Regions from separate parts of the Homo sapiens genome. Here all the other regions are linked to region 1. Evidence: chromatin contacts called from ENCODE Hi-C data. All regions are on one chromosome and are shown on one strand. Each heading gives the region's core, a stretch centred on a gene start or an enhancer-like site at or near the end of the contact. The rest is flanking DNA. Distances are from core to core; before and after follow the strand shown.

Evidence for each region. A loop is a pair of places that touch in the nucleus more often than their neighbours do. Pooled maps may share reads with other maps.
Region 2: a loop to region 1 is called in a pooled map, with 16 times the contacts of the local background. The contact joins the promoter of SCAMP4 here to the enhancer-like site in region 1. A Hi-C loop is called at or near these places in 6 of 50 pooled maps.
Region 3: a pooled map shows a loop between it and region 1 (5-fold over the local background). The contact joins the promoter of MKNK2 here to the enhancer-like site in region 1. A Hi-C loop is called at or near these places in 4 of 50 pooled maps.

Annotation. Positions count from the first base shown.
Region 1 is chr19:679,507-683,963 of GRCh38, reverse strand. FSTL3 (follistatin like 3) reads right to left here. Exons shown (of 5, transcript NM_005860.3): 3 at 3,475-3,690; 4 at 2,404-2,631; 5 at 579-2,314. The coding sequence ends at 2,256. Among named protein-coding and RNA genes, the nearest start is that of FSTL3, 5.3 kb to the right of the region's middle. RefSeq lists enhancers at 1,933-2,481, 2,482-3,031 and silencers at 2,852-2,951, 3,142-3,921, 3,952-4,261. Within about 2 kb of position 2,988, at least 41 of the 41 ENCODE cell types and tissues checked have a DNase peak (open chromatin) inside an H3K27ac peak, as active enhancers do.
Region 2 is chr19:1,903,667-1,907,945 of GRCh38, reverse strand. It overlaps SCAMP4 (secretory carrier membrane protein 4), which reads right to left and starts at 2,547. Exons shown (of 7, transcript NM_079834.4): 1 at 2,507-2,547. ADAT3 (adenosine deaminase tRNA specific 3) reads right to left here and starts at 2,547. Exons shown (of 2, transcript NM_138422.4): 1 at 2,507-2,547. RefSeq lists enhancers at 2,044-2,133, 3,154-3,213, 3,494-3,553 and silencers at 2,294-2,443, 2,494-2,823.
Region 3 is chr19:2,048,299-2,052,493 of GRCh38, reverse strand. It overlaps MKNK2 (MAPK interacting serine/threonine kinase 2), which reads left to right and starts at 1,250. Exons shown (of 14, transcript NM_199054.3): 1 at 1,250-1,398; 2 at 1,547-1,693. The coding sequence starts at 1,643. RefSeq lists silencers at 1,076-1,615, 2,346-2,535 and enhancers at 2,106-2,165, 2,342-2,998, 3,656-4,195.

The sequences.
Region 1 (4,457 bases), core at 1,739-4,238:
CGCCTCCTGAGTAGCTGGGACCACAGGAGCATGCCACCATGCCTGGGTCTTTTTTTTTTTTTTTTTTTTTTTTGTAGAGATGAGGGTCTCACTATGTTGCCCAGGCTGGTCTGGAACTCCTGGCCTCAAGTGACCCGCCCGCCTTGGCCTCCCAAAGCGCCGAGATTATAGGGGTGAGCTACCCCACCCGGGCCCTAATCCTGTTATTTTTATTACTGCTATCGTTACACCCAAGTCATTCAAGACCGGGCCTCCATTTCTGGGTCCCAAGCCAGCTGGTGTCTTAGGGCTGCCCTAAGCCATCTTGTCTATCCTGTGTGCCCTCCCAAAAGACCTCCTTTCTCTCCCTCCCCTCCCGCTCTGCCTCAGCCCCTCCCGGGCTTGTCCACTGCCTGGAGAGGCACTGAGGCCCAGAGGCGGCCAGAGGCTGCCCAAGGACTAATGCTGGGTCTCTCTTCCCGTGCCTCCAGAGCACCCATGCGGCACCCCAGGCCCCAGGCTGCCCATCCCACAGCCGTGGGGGCGGCCTGAAGCCTTGAGAGAGGAGACAAACTGAGGCCTGGACACCCCAAAATGGCTTGAGTCTTTATTTCCTTGGTGAGGCAGGGCCCCAGGGTGGGGTGGGCTGCCTGGCTGAGGCTCCTGTAGACCCACCAACCTAGGGGCACTTTTCTGGGCACCACAGGTAAGGCACTGCCTGGGGGCTGGAGGAGGCTGGAGGAGGATGCCCAAGCTCCCCACATTCCTCACCCCAGACCGGGGAAGCTGGATATCCTCCGTGTTGTCCTCTCCCCATAGCTGGTCTGAGGCTGTGGTTTACACGCAGGCACAGGTAGGCGATTCTGAGCATCAACGCAGATGGAGGGGAGGGTGAGCCGTCGTGGGAGAACTGGCCCAAGACCAGCACCTGGCTGGTGTCGCCAGCCCCGGCTGCATTGGTGGGTGAGGCAGGTCTGGCTGGAGTCTGGGTCTGCAGGCCTGGCCGGGGCAGGTTGTGGGGGACCAAGGAGCCCTGGGTGTGAACCCCACTGTGGAGGCAGCAGGCACCTAGTGGTGCCACTGGGACACCCGGCTCCAGGACTCCGGATGTCACACATGCGTGAGTCTTGGCGTCTACACCCCCCTCGGGGCCAGTGGGTGAGCAGTGGCCCGTGGTCCCCGCCAGAGCTCCCCCAGAGTGGACTTGGCTCCGCCGGACACAGTGCCCTGCTCTGAGCTGCCGCTGGCTGCTCCACGTCTGAGACCACGCGACGTTGCCTCATGAACTGACGTGGACAGCAGCAGGGGAGACGCTGGGTGGTTCTGTGGCCAAGCACAGCCCGTGTCAGGAGCACAGGCCGTGCCCTTTCCCAGGGGGCACACTGGGCATTTCTCAATGGCCTTCACAGGACGCAAAGGGGCACACAGAGGCAGTGGGGAAGCTGGAGTTCTTGGGCTGGCAGGGAATGGTGGCAGCCTTCTTGGCCTTCATGAAGGGCCTGGCTTGCTGGGCTAAGGTCACAGTGTTCTGAGGTCCCCACACGCACTCAGACTAGACCCTCCGTACACACCCAGGCTAGACCCTCCATACTCACCCAGGCTAGACCCTCCATACACACCCAGGCTAGACCCTCCATACTCACCCAGGCTAGACCCTCCATACACACCCAGGCTAGACCCTCCATACTCACCCAGGCTAGACCCTCCATACTCACCCAGGCTAGATCCTCCATACACACCCAGGCTAGACCCTCCGTACTCACCCAGGCTAGACCCTCCGTACTCACCCAGGCTAGACCCTCCGTACTCACCCAGGCTAGACCCTCCGTACACACCCAGGCTAGACCCTCCGTACACACCCAGACTAGAGGCTTGGGGCTGAGAAAAGCAGTCATGCCTCTTCAGGAATTACCAGCAGAGAATGCCCAGCCCTCTTGATAGTAGCAATAATTAATAGGTTTATCCCCAAAGGAGCGGAAGTGTGGAATCCTCCCCGGCAATAGGTCTTAGGGTAGGGGCTGGGGCATCCTAGAGAAGGGCCCTAAATCAGGCGCTCAGTGTCCGGAACGCAGGTCTATCCCACCCACCAGCCGGCCCCCAGGCCTCCCTTCCTCAGTCCTTCCAGGATATCGTCAGGGAGGTTCTGGGATCCCCAAGTGGTCCGAATCCGGGCTCTAAGGAGTGTCCGTGGCATATAAATTAGACTCTGCTGTGGCAATAAATAACAGGGGATGATGGGGGGCCTCGGGCACCAGGCCCAGGCCTGTCCTGCAGGCTCACACGAAGTTCTCTTCCTCTTCTGCAGACTCACCACCTGGCGGCTCCTCAGGGGTGCCTGCAAGGGTCGATAAGAGCATTGAGGGCGCAGGGCAGGGGGTTCTCCGGCCCCCAGGACAGGCCTGTGCCCCCGCCCTGCGTCTGCACCTGCGCAGCTGCCCGCGTGGCGCACGCCGATGGAGCGGCCCAGGAAGCAGGTGGCCTGGCGCATGTGGCACGAGGAGATGTAGGTGACGTTGTTGTTGCCGCAAAGCTCCTGGCCGGGGCTGGAGGGCACAGGGCAGGGCGCCGCTCGACACACCACGCAGTGGGCGCTGCCCGTCTGGTCCACGACGCACGACTGTGGCCGCGGGCACACCACGTGCTCACAGGACTCTGCAGGCCGGGTGCCAGGGGAAGTTCAGGGGACATCTCGCTGAGAACCCCGCAGGGCTCTTGGCCCCAAGACCCACCCTTAACCCCCAAGATGCGAAAACCCTCTGGTAGGAGACACAAGCACCCCCCCGCCCCCCGTGAGCCCCCCTCTCCATTCCACCCCTCAGGCTCCACCCACAAGCCCTGCCCTTCCCATTGTACCCAGGAGCCACACCTCTTTCGTGAGCTCCTGCCCCTTATGCTACCCAAAGCCCCGCCCCTCCGCGACTGCGGGGCCGCCCACCCAAACTCCACCCACAAATCCCCGCCCATCTCCACCCAGGAACCACGCCCCAGCCAAGAGCCCCGCCCCTTACATGACCCAGTCTCACCCCCCTGGTTCCATCATGCCCCTCTGGTTACACCCACAAGCCCCTCTCTGAGTCACGCTCCCGCTCTGACCATGCCACATACCTCTTGCCCAGTGTGAGCCCCCAGAGGCCCACTATTTTCCAAATCCCAACCCTACAAAAGACCCTACCCCGTGATACTCCCTCGGAAGTATAAAGACGCCCTTACTCAGGCCCCACCGCCACCCATGTGACCTGTCCTGGGCTGGAGGCCCCGCCCCTACGCACTGCGGCAGCGGCCCCGCCCCTCCAGCAGGCCCCGCCCCTCCAGCAGGCCCCGCCCCCGCAGGCCTGGCCCTCACGCATTGCGGTAGCAGCCCCGATACGTCACGCTCAGGTCCGGGTGGTCCCGCCCCAGGCCCCGCCCCCGCCTACTGCGGCAGCAGCCTCGATACATGACGCGCAGGTCCGGTAGGTCCCGCCCCGCCCCTCCACAGACCACGCCCCCACGTACTGCGGCAGCGGCCCCGGTACATGACGCTCAGGTCCGGGTGGCCGCGGCAGCGCGCGGCGCGCAGCTCGCACTCGTCGCGGTAGGTGGCGCCGTCTGAGCCGCAGACCTGCAGCCGCGCCGGGAGCCCCGAGCAGTCGGGCGCGCACTCGCAGCGCGGGCGGCCCCCCAGCATGCGGCACGCCTTGCCCGGGCCGCACTCCACGCCGTCGCACGAATCTGCGGACAGAGGACACGCGCGTGGGGCCGGGCGCGGGAGGGTCCCGGGCGTGGGGCCGCGCGAAGGCCTCGGGGCCCCTCCCTGCGCCCCTTCTGCAGGGCGGAGGCGGGGGCGCCGTCCCAGGTCAGGGTCAGTCGGAGTCGGGGCCCTCGGGTTCCCAGGGGCAGGGCTCAGGGTCCGGGCGCGGGACCGGTGGGGCCGAGGTCCGCGCTGCGCCTGCGCTGGGGGGCGGGGGCTGGGCTCGGTGCGCGCGGGCCGGGGCGGGGGGGGGTCTCTGCCCGGAATCGGGGTCCAGCGGAGCTACGCAGCCCCGGGCCGCTCCTCCTTGCAGCTGGCTGACGTCTGCTCCCGATGCACGCGCTCTTCTGGGAAGGCCGGAGGGGCCCCAGCTGCGTCAGCCTGGGGTGTTCCGCCCTTGCCAGGCGCGAGTCTGGGGCTGCCAGGACCTTCCCCCAGGAGGCGTCGGGGAGGGCGGGGCGCTGGACGGCCCTCCTGGCCTGGGGAGCGATTCCAGGGGAGGGGGCCCCCCACAGCCCTAGGCCTCTGAACCAGGAGCTGCCCCGCAGCCCCGCTGCTCAGACAGGGATATTGAGGTCCTGCTAGGGAAGCTCTCTCTGGGGTCCCCGCCCCCGCTTTCAATGTGAATGCTCATCGCCTCCTAGGCTTATCGCATCTTCCCAAGTCATCATTTTACAGATGGGGAAACTGAGGCCGGGTCGCAGCTATGAGTGCAGGGGCCCAAGCACCTCAGTTTGAAAGCTGCAGC
Region 2 (4,279 bases), core at 1,298-3,797, 1.2 Mb before region 1:
CCCGGAACAGGCACAGTGTTCAGGCTGATTGACTGTCCCAGGCCAGGGCGGCCTCAACTGCCAGAGCACCTCCTACCTACCTGCTATGGCCCGGGGGGACGACTCACTCCCACAGCGACTGCCCCCCAACAGCAGGGGGCCACCTGACCCTCCCTCTACCACACCCACCCAGAAGGCAGGCGACCGACCACTGGGACCCCTCAGGAGGGCAGGCAGCCCAGGTCCCAGGTCCCAGCAGAACACGGCCGCCAGCCTGGGCTGGGAACCGGCATAGCTCCAGGCAGGTGAGTCAGACCCTGCGTGGTGACAACCCTGGTGAACAGGAGGCTGGGAGGCCTTTATCTAAGCCCACAGATGAGGAGGCCAAGGTCCGCGCCGGGACCTGGGTATGTCCACCCAGAAAACACACCCAGTCCCCAACCTGCCCTAGAGGCGTTCAGCCCAGCGCGGTCAATTCCTGACTGCGAGAACTCAGGCACCAGTCCTGACTCCTCCAAGCCTCGGCTTCCACCCCTGTGAAATGGGAATTCCTGCTCTACCTTTTTTTTTTTTTTAAGGCAGGGCTGTCAGGTACATAAGAGAAAATGGGGGGATGGAGGGGCCTGACCATCTTCAGCAGAATCCAGGAGGGCTCCTCGGAGGCAGTGACCCACAGCCCAGCCTGGAAGGCTGGGGAAGTAGGGGAGAGAACTCGGAGAGGGAACAGCTAATGCTCAGTTCCAGGGCACACCAATAGTCTGCGTGGGGGCTTTTTTTTTTTTGGGACAGTCTCACTCTGTCCCCCAGGCTGGAGGGCAGTGGCGCGATCCTGGCTCACTGCAACCTCTGCCTCCCTGGTTCAAGCAATTCTCCTGCCTTAGCCTCCCAAGCAGCTGGGACAACAGATGTGCACCACTATGCCTGGCTAATTTTTTATATTTTTAGTAGAGGTGGGATTTCACCATATTGGTCAGGCTGCTCTCGAACTCCTGACCTTGTGATATACCTGCCTAGGCCCCCCAAAGTGCTGGGATTACAGGCGTGAGCCACTGCGCCCAGCCTGGGGCTTGTTTCTTTACACACACACACACACACACACAATTTTTTTTTTTTTTTGAGACGGAGTCTCACTCTGTCGCCCAGGCTGGAGTGCAGTGGCACGATCCTGGCTCACTGCAAGCTCTGCCTCCTGAGTTCACACCATTTTCCTGCCTCAGCCTCCTTTGGGAGTAGCCGGGACCACAGGCGTCCACCACCATGCCTGGCTTTTTTTTATTTTTAGTAGAGACAGGGTTTCACCGTGTTAGCCAGGATGGTCTTGATCTCCTGATCTCGTGATCCACCCGCCTTGGCCTCCCAAAGTGCTAGGATTACAGGCGTGAGCCACCACGGCCGGCGCTACACGTATGTATTTTATTTATTTATTTAGAGACAGGGTCTCGCTCTGTTGCCCAGGCTGGAATGCAGTAGTGCCATCACAGTTCACTGCAGCCTCAACCTCCGGGGCTCAAGCAATCCTCCTGCCTCAGCCTCCCAAGTAGCTGGGACCACAGACATGTGTCACCATGCCTGGCTTATTAAAAAAAAATCTTTTTTTCTTTTTTTTGGAGAGTGAGTCTTGCTAGCTTGCTCAGCCTGGAGTACAATGGTGCCATCTTGGCTCACTGCAACCTCCACCTCCCAAGTCCAAGCGATTCTCCTGCCTTGGCCTCCCCAGTAGCTGGTTTTACAGGCGCGTGACACCACGCCCAGCTAATTTTTGTATTTTTGGCAGAGATGGAGTTTCACCATGTTAGACAGGCTGGTCTCGAACTCCGGACCTCAGGTGATCCACTCGCCTTGGCCTCCCAAAGTGCTGGGGTTATAGGGTGAGGAACTGCACCCAGCCGTCCTTGTTTCCACGGAGTCGATCCTCTGTTTCTGGCCACCCTACAAGGAGGCCTTCTCTGCAAGACAGCGGGGAACCTCGGTCCTCGGGGTAGTGTGTGGGAGATAACTGGGGGCCTGTGATACAAAAACCTGAAAAACTCATACTCTAGGTAACGATGAGGAACGATGGTCAATTCTGGGGATGTACCAAGGCCTAGGGGAATCTCCACATAAAGGCGAATCAGAGCTGGGGAGGAAGGACGCGAAGGCTACGGAAACTCGCGAGAGCGCGGTTCAGAGGCAGGGGACTGCGGGACATGACCTGAGGAAGGGCCACCGGAAGCAGCTGGAGGATACGGGGTCTCCCGCACCGACCATAAGGGCGCACACGCGCAGAAAGGCGCTAGGCCCGGGGGAGCGCGGTCCTGAGGCTTCCCCCAGGCCAGCGCCGCGCGCGCGCGCGCACGCGCATTCGCGCCGCCTCCCCGCGTCGCCCACCGGCCCGCCCGAGACGCGCGCGAGGCTGGCCTGGGCCCCCCGTTTTCTCCCCACAAACGGCCGGCGCCCCTCACCGCCGAGACCCCCCATGTCAGCCCCTACTCCCCCTCTGGGGAAGTCTGAGCCTGGAGAACCCGAGACCTCGGGGCCGCGCGCTTACCTGAGGGATCCGGGCGCGAGCGCAGCGCTTCGCCAAGTCTTAGCAACCGGCCCGGCCCAACCCACCTCACCCCGCCTCGTCTCCGCCTGGAGCCGCGGAGCACGACGGGAGCGTAGTTCCAGGGGCGGGATCTTCGCCAGGCCAAGGTGGGGCAAGGACTACAATTGCTAGTAGGCACTGCGCGCCGCCGCCTCGCCCCGCCCCGCTCCGGCACTGCGCTCACATGACCTCCGGGCGGCGGGAGGGGAGGAGAGGCGGGGCCGCTGCGCTGGGCGAGCGCTGAGTTTGCAGGTTCGAATCCCATCAAGCGGCCAGGGAAAACTCGGAACCCGGGGGATCTTTGGAAGGTTAGCAGAGTGGGAAGGATGAGGCAGAGGGGGTATATGACACCCGTCCCCTGAGTCCGGGATGGGGCCAGGTTCCAGTTCTGCCTGTTACTGCACTCCGGCGTGGGCCGCCCTCAGGTTTGAGTTTTCTCACCAGTAACGTAGGTGAAGAAGACCTCTTGCCTCTCCTGGGCCAAACAAGCACATTTTTTTTTTTTTTTTTGAGACGTAGCCTCAGTCTGTCACCCAGGCTGGAGTGCAGTGCTAGGCTCACTGCAACCTCCACCTCCTGGGTTCAAGCGATTTCTGGCTAGTTTTTGTACTTTTAGTAGAGAAGGGGTTTCACCAAAACATGCATATTTTATGAGCAATTTGTTACTCCTTCCAGTTGGACAGGTTTAACCAAGTGGTTCTCAACGGGAGGGAATTTGTCATCCCCTCCCCCAACAGCTTGACAGTGCCTGGCTGTAACCAGCTCAGGCTCCGATGCCAGAGTCTTGACAAACCAGTAAGGAGGAAAAAGTGCAGTGAAAGGAAGGTGACTTCCTTTCAGAGTTCGCAGCAGGGAGGCAGCTGGTTTAGGCCTCCAGAAACCCCTTCAAACTTGAGGCTGGGGTGAGGGGCTAAAAAAGGGGAACTGGGAATGGTGGGTGTGCAGGGGAGGTGCTGATTATAAGCTCTGTGTGTTCATGAATTTTGGTGGCTTAAAAGCGCAGGCTGGCCTCATCCTAATAAGGGCCGGGTTGCAGACCACCTTGAGGAAATCTCTGGGATTTTGCAGGTGGGTCTCCGTGCTTGGCCTGTCTCCAGATTAGCTCTAAAACGTTCTTTCTTTTTTCTTTTTTTTCGAGACAGTCTCGCTCTTGTCACCGAGGCTGGAGTGCAGCAGCACGATCTCAGCTCACCGCAACCTCCACCTCCCAGATTCAAGTGATTCTCCTGCCTCAGCCTCCCGAGTAGCTGGGATTACAGGCACACGCCACCACACCTGGCTAATTTTGTATTTTTAATAGAGATGGGGTTTCTCCATGTTGGTCAGGCTGGTCTCAAACTCCTGACTTCAGGTGATCTGCCCGCCTCGGCCTCCCAAAGTGCTGAGATTACAGGCGTGAGCCACCGTGCCCAGCCTGTTCCTGGAACTTTTAGGTAATCACATAATTAGATGCATACAGTTAGGTAAACCTGCAGAGTGTGAGGGAGTTTATGGTGAGAAAGGGGAGGACGTGTTTCAAAGAAAGTGCATTTCAAGGTCGGATGCGGTGGCTCATGCCTGTACTCCCAGCACTTTGAGAGGCCAAGGTGGGTGGATCACCTGAGGTCAGGGGTTCGAGACCAGCCTGGCCAACATGGCGAAACCCCATCTCCACTAAAAATACAAAAATTAGCCAGGCATGGTGGCAGGGGCCTTTAATCCCAGCTGCTGGGAAGGCTGAGGCAGGAGAATCAC
Region 3 (4,195 bases), core at 1-2,500, 1.4 Mb before region 1:
TGTTTGTGCGTGTATGTGTTCACACGCACACACACGCACCCACATGCACAATAAGGGGGGCTGGGGGACCTGGTTTTCTGTCCCCCCATTGCCAAGAGTCAGGGCAATGCCAGGTGCTGGGCTGGGTTCTGGCTGGGAATTCCCCACAGGCTTCCCCCCAATGCCCCGGGGGTGGCTGAGGCCAGGCCTCCCAGCCCCTGTGGCCTGAGAGCTGTGGCCTTGCAGGCAGGGGCCCTCCAGCTTCAGGTCAGTGGGGCTCCAGCCCCTCTTGAGCTCAGGGCCTGGTTGGGGGATGGTGGGATGGGCTGTGCGAAGCTTCTGGAAACCCCTGCAGAAGAGGAGACCACAGTCCACCCAGCAGGGGAACCCCCACTCCTTGTGTGCCCCAGGCCCGGGGCCTGGGGAGCACTTTGAACCAGGATGCTGTGGGATGGGGGACTGGCAGCTCAGGACAGGCTGATTCTATCTAAGCCTGGTTTGGGGCCCCAGCCAAAATGGGACTGTGTTTTACTTCCTGTCCTGGCGACCATCCACCCCTTGGGCTCTTTCCCAGTGGGTCTCAGGTCCCAGTTCTCCCTGAAATGCTATTCGAGGACAGAGGAAGGGTCCTTCACAGACCTCGGTCCCCACCCTCTACTCTGGTTCCTGCCAACCACAAAGCAAACTCGGGGAGCTCAGTGCTCCCCAGGCAGGGTGGCCCAGGGGAAGAAGAAAGTAGGTGGCGGTGGCTGGTCCCCCAGCACTAGAAGGGAGTGGCTGGGACTCCAAGCGTGCTGGTGGTGCACGAGGGGGACTGCTGGAGCCAGCACTGGAGAACTGCAAGAGGGAGCCATGGCAGGTTCTAGAGCGAGGGCATGAACCAAGGGAGTCGGGGTATACTAGGCCTGGGTTGACAGGCCAAGGGAGTTGCCCTGTGTGGGGCCAGGCGGTAGGACACGGCCCAGGGCCTCGCAGGTCCCACGGGCCCCGCGAGCCTCAGGCGGCAAAAACAGGCCAGCTCCGGGCGCGCCGCAGGGTCGCTGCCTAGGTTCCGCACCGAGACCCCCGTGCGCCGCACTGCGCAGGCGTGCGCTAGCCGTTTCGGACACGCCCCACCGCCGGAGCGCGCAGCCGCACTGGGTTCCCGGAGAGCGCCCTCTTCTGGCTCCGCCCACGTCGTGCGCAGGGGGTGAGGCCGGGCGGAGCCTGCGTCGGGGGCGGGGCCAGAGCAGGTCCGGGCCTATAAAGGTGGCGGCGGCGGCGACGCGCCCGGCTCCTCTCAGCGGCGGTGGCCCAGGTAGAGGGGTCCGCGCTGGCGGCGGCGGCGGCGCTGTTCCCCGCGCGGTCCGCGGAGCGGGGTCCGGGCTGCGCGACGTGGGGCGGCGGCGGCACTGCGGCCCCGGCCCAAGCCCGACCCCGGTGAGTGCGAACCCCAGGGCGGCCCCGAGGACACCGACCCGGTAGCGGGAAACGGGCCCCGCGGAGCCCTCGCCGCCCCCGCCCGGTCCGCGCTCCTGGCAGGCCGGGCTCCGCTCACCGCCCTCCCTTTGTCTGCTCCCGCCCGCAGGGTCCCCTCCTCGGCCGCCCCCCGCCCGGCCGCCCGCCCTCGGGCCTCCCCCCGGGCCCTCGGTCCCCTCCCCCGCTGGCGGGGCCCGGACAGAAGATGGTGCAGAAGAAACCAGCCGAACTTCAGGGTTTCCACCGTTCGTTCAAGGTGAGGCCCGGGGTCGGTTTGGGGGCGCTCCGGGCTGGACCACCGGAATGGCCGGCGTGGGGGGCGCGGGGCCCGCCCCTAAGATCGGCTCCCGGGGCTCGTGCCTGGCCCCCGCCCTACACCCGGGGCTGCCCGGGCCGGCCGTGCGCTGAAGCGGGGTCGGTGTGCGAGGATGGGGGTTCAGCAGGCCACAGTCCTCTCTCCAGCCATGGCCGCCGGGTCCTTCCTCCAGGACCCCCAAGTGAGGCTGGGAGCAGGAGCCCCCTCCGGGTCAGGGCACCAGGCTGTGTGTCCCCTGCAAGCCCCCGCCGGGTATGTTCTGGGGGGTCAGCAGGCTGCAGTCCTGTCCCAGTCGCTGCATGTGGCTTATGGGGGGTGTCCCCTGCAAGCTCCAGCTGGTTGTGCCCTGGTGGGGACGGGTCAGCGGGCCACAGTCCCATTCCCACCTCCATGTGGCTTCTGGGGACTTTCTTTCAGAATCCCCAGGCCGGGCTGGTCAGGTGCACCCACCCCCAGGGGGCCTGTGCCGTGGGGGAGGGGATGGGATGTCCCCTCAGCCCTGCACTTCGCAGACACCCCAGGCCCAAGTGCTGTTTCCTGTCGGAGCGGGAAGTTTCTGCGCAGCCCGGGTGGTGACTGCTGTTGAGTGCTGGTTTCAGATGAGCAAATCTTGGGGGGGAAGGGGAGGGCAGGTGCTGGGCAGGGGCCCCGCAGGACCTGGCCCAGGGGACGCAGTGATGTCAGCCGGCCCGCCCCACCCCTCAGGCCGGGGTTATGTAATCGCTTCACTGGGCTTCCTTGGGCAGGGACCTGTTGCCCGGTAGGGAAGGCAGGACTGGAGAGAGGAAGAGAGAGTGTGAGTGTATGTGTGTGTGTTTGTGTGTGTGTGTGTCTCTGTCTTGTGTGTACACACAACGCGGTGCTCCAGGGTGGGAGGAGCAAAGAGAGACTGGGAAGAATTCCCAGGTCTGTCCAGCCAGTGCCCCAGGGCAGCACTCCACCCCTGCCACCCCTGCCCAGTTTTCCCCTAGGGCAGCAGGCCTGGCACCATCAGAGTGTCAGGGGCTGGGCGGGAAAGAGGAGGACCTGACAGTGGTCTTCTCCCTCCTAGGGCCAGGCATGAGCTGATACAGAGTCAGTGCATGGGGCCAGCCAGGCAGCTAAAGCACACTTGAACTTTCTAGATGGTTCCAGCCACCTCCTGCCAAGGCCTGCTGACTCGAGTCCCACAGCCAGACCTAGAACAGTGGGACCAGGACCGCCCACACTGCCCAGGATTGTGGGCCGGCCTCTGTGCATGGCCAGGGCAGCCTGGCTGGGAGCTGGGAAGGTGGGCGTCTTGGTGGAGGAGGGCCTGGCAGGCAGTCCTGGCTGTGAGGTGTTCCTCCAGGTGGCCGGGACCGGTTGCTCTAGGAATCTCCCCCCACAGCCCCCACCATGCACGGCTGCTCCCTGGATTGGGGCCACCTCTCCTGAAATACTCTCCTTGCCTCCAGCAGGCAGCAGCCCAGCAGGGAGGCACGTCTGTGGGTGCCTTGGGTTTCTTTCCGTTCGCAGATGGGAAAGTGAGGCTCTGAGACTGCAGGCGCGTGTGCCTGGGGCTCCCCTGTACACGGGCGAGGAGGCCGCGGAGTCTCGTGGTGCCTGGCCCCTCCGCTGTGGTGGCTGCGGCCGTCCATCTGTAGCTTTGCTGAGTTGGAGGCTGTGGCTGGCACAGGGGAACGGTGGCCAGACAGGGCCAGGAGCTCACGCTGGGCTCTGTGGCCCCTTAGGTCATTTCACTCTCGTGAGCTCCCACGAGTTGGGGGCAGCTGCCTCCCGTCTCACCGCTGACAGACCCCAGGGTGAGGTCACTAGGCCAAGGTCAGACAGCAGGTGAACTCCAGTCTGGCCTTAGACCCTGGTCACCTGCCTTGTGGTGGCTGCCCCAGGGCCACCAGGGGCCTCTGGACAGGAGCCTTATGGGAATGCTGACTCCCATGGGGGCTAGTTGGAGCCCCCCCCTTCCTTCCCTCCTCCCCCAGCAGCCTCCTGGTAGCTATCTGCCCGAGCCAGGGTGGGTGGGGAGGCAGGAGGGCAGCTTGGCTCACGGCCCCTCCCAGACTCTGCCCTCTGGCCTCCACCCATCTCCTGGCCTTGGGTCTCCCACGGGCTCCACTGGAGTCTCACTTCTGCTGAACGACCCTCTTGTTAGAGCCCCACTCAGGTTGTCTGGGGCCCAGAGAGGGGCAGTGACTTGGCCCAGAGCAGCCAGCATCCTCACTGGGACTGGGACCCCCGCCACCTCTGTGGGCCCCTCCCGCCTGGGTTCACCCAGACGGGTGAAGCTGAGTGAGAGCTCAGTGGTACAAGGAACCTGACCGGGCCTCGGTTCCCCAGCTTCAAAGGCCCGGCCCCTCGTAAAGGGCCGGCAGTCCCTGCGCTGGGCCATTTGCTCTGTGGAAACGTACATATGTATGCCACCATCTTCCACGGGGGCTGGGCAAAGCCTACTCTAATCTG